Linked DNA regions of Homo sapiens: region 2 is linked to region 1. A link is an interaction called in ENCODE POLR2A ChIA-PET data of the cell type or tissue named here. Cell type or tissue: endothelial cell of umbilical vein. All regions are shown on one strand.

Evidence for each region. ChIA-PET counts read pairs that join two places held together with the same protein. Peaks named below come from ENCODE experiments on the same cell type or tissue, not always from the same donor. Only the 100,000 strongest peaks of a DNase experiment are listed, where the experiment ranks them.
Region 2: POLR2A ChIA-PET joins it to region 1 with 8 read pairs; 3 of 35 experiments call an interaction of 5 or more read pairs at or near these places.

The regions. Positions count from the first base shown.
Region 1 is chr14:34,896,392-34,901,391 of GRCh38, forward strand. No RefSeq gene overlaps it. Among named protein-coding and RNA genes, the nearest start is that of BAZ1A, 24 kb to the left of the region's middle. In endothelial cell of umbilical vein, no CTCF peak of the experiment used is centred here; no DNase peak of the experiment used is centred here.
Region 2 is chr14:35,381,974-35,386,973 of GRCh38, forward strand. No RefSeq gene overlaps it. Among named protein-coding and RNA genes, the nearest start is that of NFKBIA, 20 kb to the right of the region's middle. RefSeq lists enhancers at 3,060-3,725, 3,505-4,027. In endothelial cell of umbilical vein, a CTCF peak has its summit at 2,904; a DNase peak (open chromatin) is centred at 2,638; H3K27ac peaks cover 2,354 bases.

The DNA of each region.
Region 1 (5,000 bases):
CAGTTTAGCCAGGCTGGTCTCGAACTCCTGGCCTCATGTGATCCGCCCATTTAGGCCTCTCAAAGTGCTGGGATTACAGGCGTGAGCCACCGCACCCGGCCGGTGCTGACAATTCTTATGTATGATTGTGTAGCCACCTTTAGCACAGTGTCTGATACACAGTGTCTGACACGCTGTGGGCCTCCAAAAATATTTTTTGAGGAATGAATTTTTAATATTCTAGGTTCATCTTAAACTCATTCAAGCATAACATTTCACACATTTCTAAAATAGGTCTATTTTTAAATTTAGAAGTTTTTTTCATGGTGATTTTAAACTCCTTTGTATTTCTCTGGCGCTTGTGCCATTATTACTGCTATTTAAATTTTTTATTTCATTTGAAATACGTAAAAGAGTATTAACTAAGAACTGATTCATATATCAAGTGGGTAGATCACAGAGTTTAATTACCTATAAGCTGTCTGTCGGGGTGTTATGAACTTTAATACCCATAAAGGCTTCTACCACGCTGGGATGAAAGACGTTCACGAGTAATGACTAATTATCAACAGTGCAGCCACAATTTGCAAATTTAAAAATACATCTGAAAAACCATTTCAGGCCAGGCGTGGTGGCTCATGCCTGTAATCCCAGCACTTCAGGAGGCAGAGGCAGGCGGATCACTTGAGGTCAGGAGTTCGAGATCAGCCTAGCCAACATGGTGAAACTCTGTCTCTACCAAAAATATAAAAATTAGCTGGGCATGGTGGCGCTCGCCTGTAATCCCAGCTACTCAGGAGGCTGAGGCAGGAGAATCGCTTGAACCAGGAGGTGGAGGTTGCAGTGAGCTGAGATTGCACCACTGCACTCCAGCCTGGGCGACAGAGTGAGACTTTGTCTCAAAATAATAATAATAATAAAATAAAATAGGCTGGTGCAGTGGCTCACGCTTATAATCCCAGCACTTTGGGAGGCCGAGGCGGGTGGATTACTTGAGGACAGGAGTTCAAGACCAGCTTGGCCAACATGGTGAAACCCCGTCTCTACTAAAAATACAAAAAATTAGCTAGGCGTGGTGGCGGGTGCCTGTAATCCCAGCTACTCAGGAGGCTGAGGCAGGAGAATCACTTGAACCTGGGAGACAGAGGTTACAGTGAGCCAAGACCGTGCCACTGCACTCCAGTCTGGGCAAAAGAGCAAGCCTCTGTCTCAAAATAAACAAATAAATATAAATAAAATAAAATAAAAAATAAAAACACAAAATTAGCTGGGCGTGGTGGCATATGCCCGTAATCCCAGCTACTTGAGAGGCGGAGGCAGGAGAATCACTTGAACCCAGGAGGCAGAGGTTGCAGTGAGCCCAGATTACACCACTGCACTCCAGCCTGGGCGACAGGTGAAACCCTGTCTCAAAAAACAAACAAAGAAACAAAAAATAACAACAACAAAAACTCTTTAACACAGCCTTCAAAACGGTGGCCACTCTGTCTGTCATCTACTCATTAGCTTCCTATACATTCTTTTGGCTTTCTTCTCTAGCCACACTCCCCACTCCTTCTCCTGCCCCTTGGCATTTTTTTTTTTTTTTTTTTTTTTTTTTTAGACAGGGTCTTGCTCTGTGGCCCAGGCTGGAGTGCAGTGGTAAGATCTTGGCTCACCGCAACCTCCGCCTCCCAGGTTCAAGCGATTCTCCTGCCTCAGCCTCCCAAGTAGCTGGGACTACAGGCATGTGCCACCATTTCTTGCTAGGTTTTTTGTTGTTGTTGTTTTGTTTTGTTTTGGTAGAGATGGGGATCTCACTATGTTGTCTAGGCTGGTCTTGAGTTTTTGGCCTGAAGCAATCCTTCTGCCTCGGCCTCCCTAAGCTCTGGGATTTCAGGAATGAGCCATCAAGCCGGGCCAACGACAACATTTTTACTAGAATATATCAATGTCACTTTTAACTGCTACTATAAAATCACAACAAAAATAGCAGATAGCAATTTTTGATTGCTTAGTATGTGCTAGGCACTGTGTCAAGGGTAATGCATACAATATCTCATTTAATCCTCTGAGTATCCTTTGAAGTAGCTATTACTAAGCACATTTTACTCAGAAAAAAATGAAGGCTTAGAGATGTCATGCCAAAGTCATACAACTATTAAGTGATAGAGACAGTATAGCCAATATTCAATCCAGGTCTATCTGACTCACTCCTGAATTCCCTCTCCATCCTTTCTTAACCACAAGTACTGTATGCTAGGACTCACTAGGACATCATAAGTTATTTGAGATAATAGGTTGTTAGAGAAGGAGCACGGGCTTTGATGTTAGACCAGCTTTGAATCTGAGACCCAGCTAGGTCGGGTGTGGTGGCTCATGCCTGTAATCCCAGCACTTTGGGAGACCGAGGCAGGTGGATCACAAGGTCAGGAGTTCGAGACGAGCCTGGTTAACATGGTGAAACCCTGTCTCTACTAAAAATACAAAAAAATTAGCCAGGTGTGGTGGCAGGTGCCTGTAGTCCCAGCTACTCAGGAGGCTGAGGCAGGAGAATGGCATCAACCCGGGTGGTGGAGCTTTCAGTGAGCCAAGATCGTGCCACTGCACTCCAGCCTGGGTGACAGAGCGAGATTCCGTCTCAAAAAAAAAAAAAAAAAAAAAAAGAATTTGAGACCCAGCTCTGGCACAGAACAGCCATTGATCTTAGACAAGTTATATAAACCTCTCCCTCCACTCCTACCCCAAAACCTTAGGTTCTATATCTATAAAATGGAAATAATATCAGCCATCTTGCAAGATTGCCATAAAAATTAGGTATAATATATATAGAGTGCTTGACACATTATATGCATTCAATAAATTGCTTTTTATCATTGTCCTATACAATGACTTTATTTTTTCAGTAATTCATATATTTGGCAATATTGTGTTTTAGATTTTCCAGGATAGTCCATTCTGTGATTCAGAAACACTGTCACCAAAGATACATTTGTCAGAGTATGTATCCTTTTTTTTGTTGTTTAGAAACTAAAATTGTCTGGCCTGGCTGGTGGCTCACGCCTGTAATCCCAGCACTTTGGGAGGCCGAGGCAGGCGGATCATGAGGTCAAGAGATTGAGACCATTCTGGCTAACATGGTGAAACCCTGTCTCTACTAAAATTACAAAAACAAAATTAGCCGGGTGTGGTGGTGGGCGCCTGTAGTCCCAGCTACTTGGGAGGCTGAGACGGGAGAACGGCTTGAACCCAGGAGGCGGAGCTTGCAGTGAACCAAGGTCTCGCCACTGCACTCCAGCCTGGGCAACAGAGTGAGACTCTGTCTCAAAAAAAAAAAAAAAACCACACAAAAGAAACTAAGATTATCATACATTTCTCTTAGGCAAGTGGTAAGCCTATAAAACATACCTAATAAATCCATAATTAATAACTGAATGATTATCATACAGCATAAACAAATGCATGAAGAATCCACAGGTAATCAAAAAGATCTACTTTTTTTTTTGAGACGGAGTTGCACTCTTGTTACCCAGGCTGGAGTGCAATGGCGTGATCTCGGCTCACTGCAACCTCTGCCTCCCGGGTTCAAGCGATTCTCCTGCCTCAGCCTCCCAAGTAGCTGGGATTACAAGCATGTGCCACCATGCCCACCTAATTTTGTATTTTCAGTAGAGACGGGGTTTCACCACGTTGGTCAGGCTGGTCTTGAACTCCCGACCTCAGGTGATCCACCCGCCTCGGCGTCCCAAAGCGCTGGGATTACAGATGTGAGCCACTGTGCCTGGCCGGAAAGATCTACTTTATATGGATCAGAAAGAATAAGTAGAGTTCACCAAATTACATGAGTTTTATCTCTGATTTATTAAGTTCTGATACATAGGTACAATTTAATGTTCACAATTTAACCAAATAATGAAAAGGGAGCATCACTGTCTGCACCCTTAAATGTATAGTTACTAGTCAAAAAGTTTTGGTCACCATTTATATAAGCAAAATAAGTGAGCAAATACATTTACTAAATGATGCACAGTATATGTTCATATACACGTGGAAATTTTTAAAATTTATTTAATTGAAAAGAATAGGCCAGGTACGGTGGCTCACGCCTGTACTCTTAGCACTCTGGGAGGCCATGACAGAGTGACAGACTTGTGGCCAGGAGTTTGAGACCAGCCTGACCAACAGGGTCAGGCCGTCTCTACTAAAAATACAAAAAAAAATCAGCCAGGTTTGGTGGTGCATGCCCGTAATCCCAGCTACTTGGGTGGCTGAGGCCCAGAATCGCTTGAACCCAGGAGGTGGAAGTTGCAGTGAGCCGAGATTGTGCCACTGCACTCCAGCCTGGGTGACAGAGTGAGACCCTGTCTCAAAAAAAAAAAAAAAAAAAAGTACATATAGGATATCTAGCAGCAACAAAGCTAGTAAAAAAGATGAGTTTCTGAATCTGTGATTTTGGAACTAGTCTCCTAATGCTGACTTCAACTCTGAATTTAAAAAAAATTTCCACATGGAAGACAGAAATCTAAACAATGGCTCCCTAAATAAAGAACTACTTTATGTTTAAGCAATCTAATCTTTTTCACTGTACAGTACTTGTCAATTAATTTGATTAGGAACACTCTTGGAGATCAGCTAATTAAGTTGTTGCCCAGGTGGGAATTTCAAAGCTGCAGGGAGAGGCCTTTCCCAAACCTCTTCTAATTCCCCTGGCAGCTGTCAGTCATTAATATGTAAATATGAATCAGGTTACCAACTTGTATAAGACTTGTAGGAAACAAGACATGGGAGGTCTGTGGGGAGAGAGAAAGAAAGGGCAATTGCCAGGCTAGTAAGTCTGCAGTGGACAGCAATAGGCAGTTTGGGGAGTTGCAAAAGAACATAAGTGCCTGGAAGAATAGAAGATGCAGGCCAGGCGCGGTGGCTCACGCCTGTAATCCCAGCACTTTGGGAGGTCGAGGCGGGCAGATCACCTGAGGTTGGGAGTTTGAGACCAGCCTGACCAACATGAAGAAACCCCATCTCTACGAAAAATACAAAATTAG
Region 2 (5,000 bases), 490 kb after region 1:
ATACACATATATATATACATATATATATATATATTTTTCGAGGCGGAGTTTCGCTCTTGTTGCCCAGGCTGGAGTGCAATGGCATGATCTCGGCTCGCGGCAACCTCCACCTCCCGGGTTCAAGTGATTCTCCTGCCTCAGCCTCCCAAGTAGCTGGGATTACAGGCATGCACCACTGTGCCAGGCTAATTTTGTATTTTTAGTAGAGACAGGGTTTCTCCATGTTGGTCAGGCTGGTCTCAAACTCCTGACCTCAGGTAATCCACCTGCCTCGGCTTCCCAAAGTGCTGGGATTACAGGTGTGAGCCACCATGCCTGGCCTCATTTTATATTTTTCAAATTTATGTTCAAATGTTCTCCAAAAGATCAGCATGACTGAAGATGTTGGATGAGGAGGAGAGAGCTGCAGGGAAGGGTGAAAGAGAGGGTAGATTTATAACCTAGAACACAAGCTGGGTGCAGTGGCTCACGTCTGTAATCCCAGCAATTTGGGAGACCAAGGTGAGAGGATTGCTTGAGTCCAGGAGTTCAAGACCAGCCTGGGCAACATAGTGAGACATTCATCTCTACAAAAAATTTTAAAAATTAGCCAGATATGGCCGGGTGCAGTGGCTCACGCCTGTAATCCCAGCACTTTGGGAGGTTGAGGCAGGCGGATCACAAGGTCAGGGGATCGAGACCATCCTGGCCAACATGGTGAAACCCCATCTCTACTAAAAATACAAAAATTGGCTGGGTGTGGTGGTGCATGCCTGTAGTCCCAGCTACTCGAGAGGCTGAGGCAGGAGAATTGCTTGAACCTGGGAGGCGGAGGTTGCAGTGAGCCGAGATTGCGCCACTGCACTCCAGCCTGGCGACAGAGTGAGACTCCGTCTCAAAAAAAAAAAAAAAAAATTAGCCAGATGTGGTGGTGCATGCCTGTAGTCCCAGCTACTCGAGACACTGAGGTGGGAGGATGGCTTGAGCCCAGGAGGTTGAGGCTGCAGCGAGCCGAGATTGCACCACTGCACTCCAGCCTGGGTGACAGAGTGAGACCCTAACTCAAAAAATAAAACAAAAATAAATATAAAACCTAGAACTCAAAAAAAGGCAGGCCATGAGGGAGACGGAAGGTGGGAAGGAAGCCGTGTAATTGGGCATGGATGTGACATTTCCAATAGAAATACTGAAAATGAGTCTTGAGTCATGCAAATATTCATTCAAAAATATTTCTCGAGCACCTAATTGGGAACACAGAGCAGAAAAGACACAGGTTCTGTCCTTTGAGGAGAGATGCCACACGGCTGACAGAAGACTGGCCACTGCATAGCCTGCGGATCGCCTGGAGGGTGCTGAGCAGGAAAAGCGAAGGCCTGTAATGGCGCCTGGAGCCCGATGACTCTTGTCAATGGGACGAAAACCAACACTGCCAAAGGCTGCACCAGGAACTGGTTGTGGAGGCATAGGTGTGTAAAAGAAGCTGGAATGGATTGGAAAGCGACACACCAAATTCAGGAAAAGTGCTACCTGCAAAAATGGGAGGGGAAAGGAATGGAACCAGGAGTGGTCATTAAAAGGGAAAAAGGATTGCAAGCAAATGGCACAAAATGTGATATTTCTGGGGGGAATAAATGCATTGGTTGAGATATGTACAAACGTGGTGGGATCAAGGAGAAGGAGCACTTAGAAACCTGAGGAGGGAGATAGGGGACCTGCAGGCTGAGGAGGGGTTGGCCAGCCCCAGTGGGACAAGATGGCTGGTGGATGGGGTTCAGAGGACTTTCAGGCAGAAGCACCCCAAAAGTAAGTTTGTGTCTGCTGTGGGAAAGACTGTGGCAAGCAGGTGTGGCAGATGCATGAAAGGCCTGGGCACCCTGGAAGGACATCAGGCTTCATGCTGAGGGAGATGGGAAGCTTGTTGTGGGACAGTATGAAGGGTAAACTGAGGGAGGGAGGGGCCTACAGAGCCAGGACCTTCCTCAAGAGCCCTGGAAGCTTGGAGGCCAACACACCCAGCTGCCGTCTGCAGCGGCATTGGATGCAGCACAAATGGGGGAGAAGCCCTGGGGAGCAGTTTCAGGAGAGGAAGAGGGTGGGGAAAGGGCTCAGCAAGTTGGGGAACCAGTGGAATGGTGACAAGGCCAGGTGGAGGCTGGCTGTATTTTGGGGGCATCCAGTGCCCCATCCTAAGAGCACCCTGACCTCCTTGGAGGAGATCGCCTTATGCCCGCTTCCCTCAAGGAGGGCCAAAGGGGTCATATCCTTCCCAGCCAGCCCCAACCTGGGACAGGAATGTGGCGTCCCCTGGCCAATTGGTTGTTCTTGCCTAGGGCTTTGGCTCCTGAGTGAGTGAGATGAGGACACTGGTGGTAAGAGGTCCTTTATAAAAGCAGGTGCGGCAGCAGTGGCTGTGGCCCCGGGGTCCTGGCCGAGACTGGCTGACTGGCTTCCGTCCCCAGAGCCCTCACTTCCTGATTTTCCCAAGCCTGGTTTCCCCCTGTCTATTGTCCATTCTGTGAGCTCTCCCCACTGTGGACTTCCATTAAATTCCCCGCTGCTTAAACTAGCCAGAGTCAGTTTCCTGCTCCCAGACACAAGCATGGGCCTGAGTCAGCCGCTCAACTGACGTCCGTGGAGTCAGCTGGAGTCTCTGCAGTTTGCTCCTCACAGTGCATCTTGAACCTGATTCATTCCCCTGACCTCTCTCCAGATCTGCATTTTCTCACTCCTGGGCAGCTGCAGCTGCTTCCAGCCTGGGCTTCCTCCCAGCTCTCTACATCCTAAGTTCTCTTAAGTATCACTGCTGGACTTTGGTCCTGCAGACACCCCTGCTCAAGAAGTTCATGTGGCTCCCGCCGCCCAGTGGTCAAGTCCAGCGTCCATAGCCTTCTGTAGCCCGGCCCTGCCCCCTGCCCCGTGACTGGAGAAGCCCTGTGTTCTTGAGGGGCTCCAGGCGGGTCACCTTGCAGCCTTCTCCCAATGGAAAGCCTGTCCTAACCTTAGTGAGAGTTCAGGGTTGGGGGTTGGCTCTCTGGATCTGCGTCAGTGCTCCAAGCAACTGCCTTAGTGGGGCAGTCACTGACCCCCCTGGAGTTGCTGCCATCTACAGAAGGCCTGGGCTGGGTCAGGTGGCCGCTGGCCGTTCCTCACAGCGGAACGGATGCTCTGCAAAGGCCCTCCTGACTTTTGTTCACTTCGTCCCTTTGTGAGGCCCCAGCCCTGGCAGAGGTCATGGAGGGACCATCCAAAGGCCCCGCCTTCTCCACCTTCATCATTGCAATCCCATGAGCCAGGTGGGCACAGGTGGCTTGCACTGTGGAACCTCAGGAAAAAGGAGACAGGCATTGATGCCAGCCCCACAGAGGCACAGAGCTCTTCCTTGGCGCCTGCTGTGTGGACAAAGGCCTGGCCAGTGTGCGGAGTCTGGGGTTCTGTGATGCCACAGGCCCTGCCTCTGTGTGAGCTGCTGCCTGCAGGGCCTCCCTCACCCTGCAGCCTCATCACCTCCTGACCATTGCAGGCAACCGACCAAGCTCTCGTGTGAGGTGGGCACCCCCTGGGCTGTCTCTCCAGCTTACAAGAATGGCCCCCTTTCAAGTCATTGCCTTGAGCTGTCTAGACCCATCCAGGCAGGGTTTTAGCACAAGGCTCTCAGGAGTTAAACATGCCATGAAACATGCCCCACTTCCCAGGATATAATTAGACCAGAGTCCTCTCCCTGGGAGTGTGTGCGTGTCAGAGAGAGACAAAGAGAAAGAGAGGGAGGGAGGAAGGGAGGGAGGGAGGCGGAGATTGGCTGAGGGCCTGTCTCTGGTTCGGGGCCTGTCACCCATGAGCAGCTTGGCTCCCCGCTGAGTTCCCTCGCCTCTTGCCATTGGCAAGACACACGGAGGAAGGCTCCTGCAGAGAAGACAGACAGGCAAAGCTCCTCAGAGGGGAGCTGGCCAGGAGGCCCAGGCCTCACCCACCCCGTCACTGTCCTGGCTCTGAGGCCATCCTCACCCCTTGCTGCAGGGGCTTACCCATCTCCACTGGGTTAGGCTGTGTGCCCGACTGGCCTTTTTCCTCTGGGTATTTGGGGCATGCTCACCTGTGGACTAATGTTTTTGAGAACAAATTTTAAATGTTAATAGCCTTATTTTTTTTTTCTGATAAAGTAATAGAGGAAAACATTAAAAAGAGAGTAAATCTCCCTGCTTTGTTTTGCTTTGAGGGTCTGGCTCTGTTGCCCAGGCTGGAGTGCAGTGGCGCGATCTCAGCTCACTGCAGCCTTGACCTCCTGGGCTCAAGGGATGCTCTCACCTCAGCCTCTGGGACTAAAGGCATGTGCCACGACACTCAGCTAATTTTGTTTAGTTTTCGTAGAGACGAGGTCTCACTATGTTATCCAGGCTGGTCTCAAACTCCTGGGCTCAAGCAATCCTCCCACCTTGGCCTCCCAAAGTTCTGAGATTACAGGCAGGAGCCAAGGTGACTGGCCTATTGTTAGTTTTTTAAAGTGTGATTGTAGTATTAAGTTATAGTTTTATTTTTGTTTTTTAAAGAAGGTGGGGGGAGGGAAAGTGAGGAAAGGGGTAAAGGTTATATTTTTAAAGCATAGTCCTCCTGTTTTAGGGATAAGTACTAAAATAGGGATGACTTTACATGATATGACGACTGCTGCTTACTTTTGAAGCAGCTGTGTTGTCTAAGACATACCCTGGGGTTCTTTGTCTTGTGCCAGGAAAATTTAGGGCACGGACACACACGAGGAGTTTAGGAGTGGAGGTTTAATAAGCAGAAGAGAAGAGAAAGAGAAACAGTACTCTACGAGAGAGAAAGGTCTCCCAGTGGAAAAGACCAGCGGGCAGCAGATGTGCCACATTTTAAAGGCAGGTTTGAGGAGACGGTGTCTGATTTACATAGGGCTCACAGATTGGTTCAATCAAGTATGAGATTTACATAGCACCGGGAATGCTGGACGCCCTGCCCTAATCTTATTATGTAAATGAACTCTCCCGTTGACCAGCGCCATGTTGTCT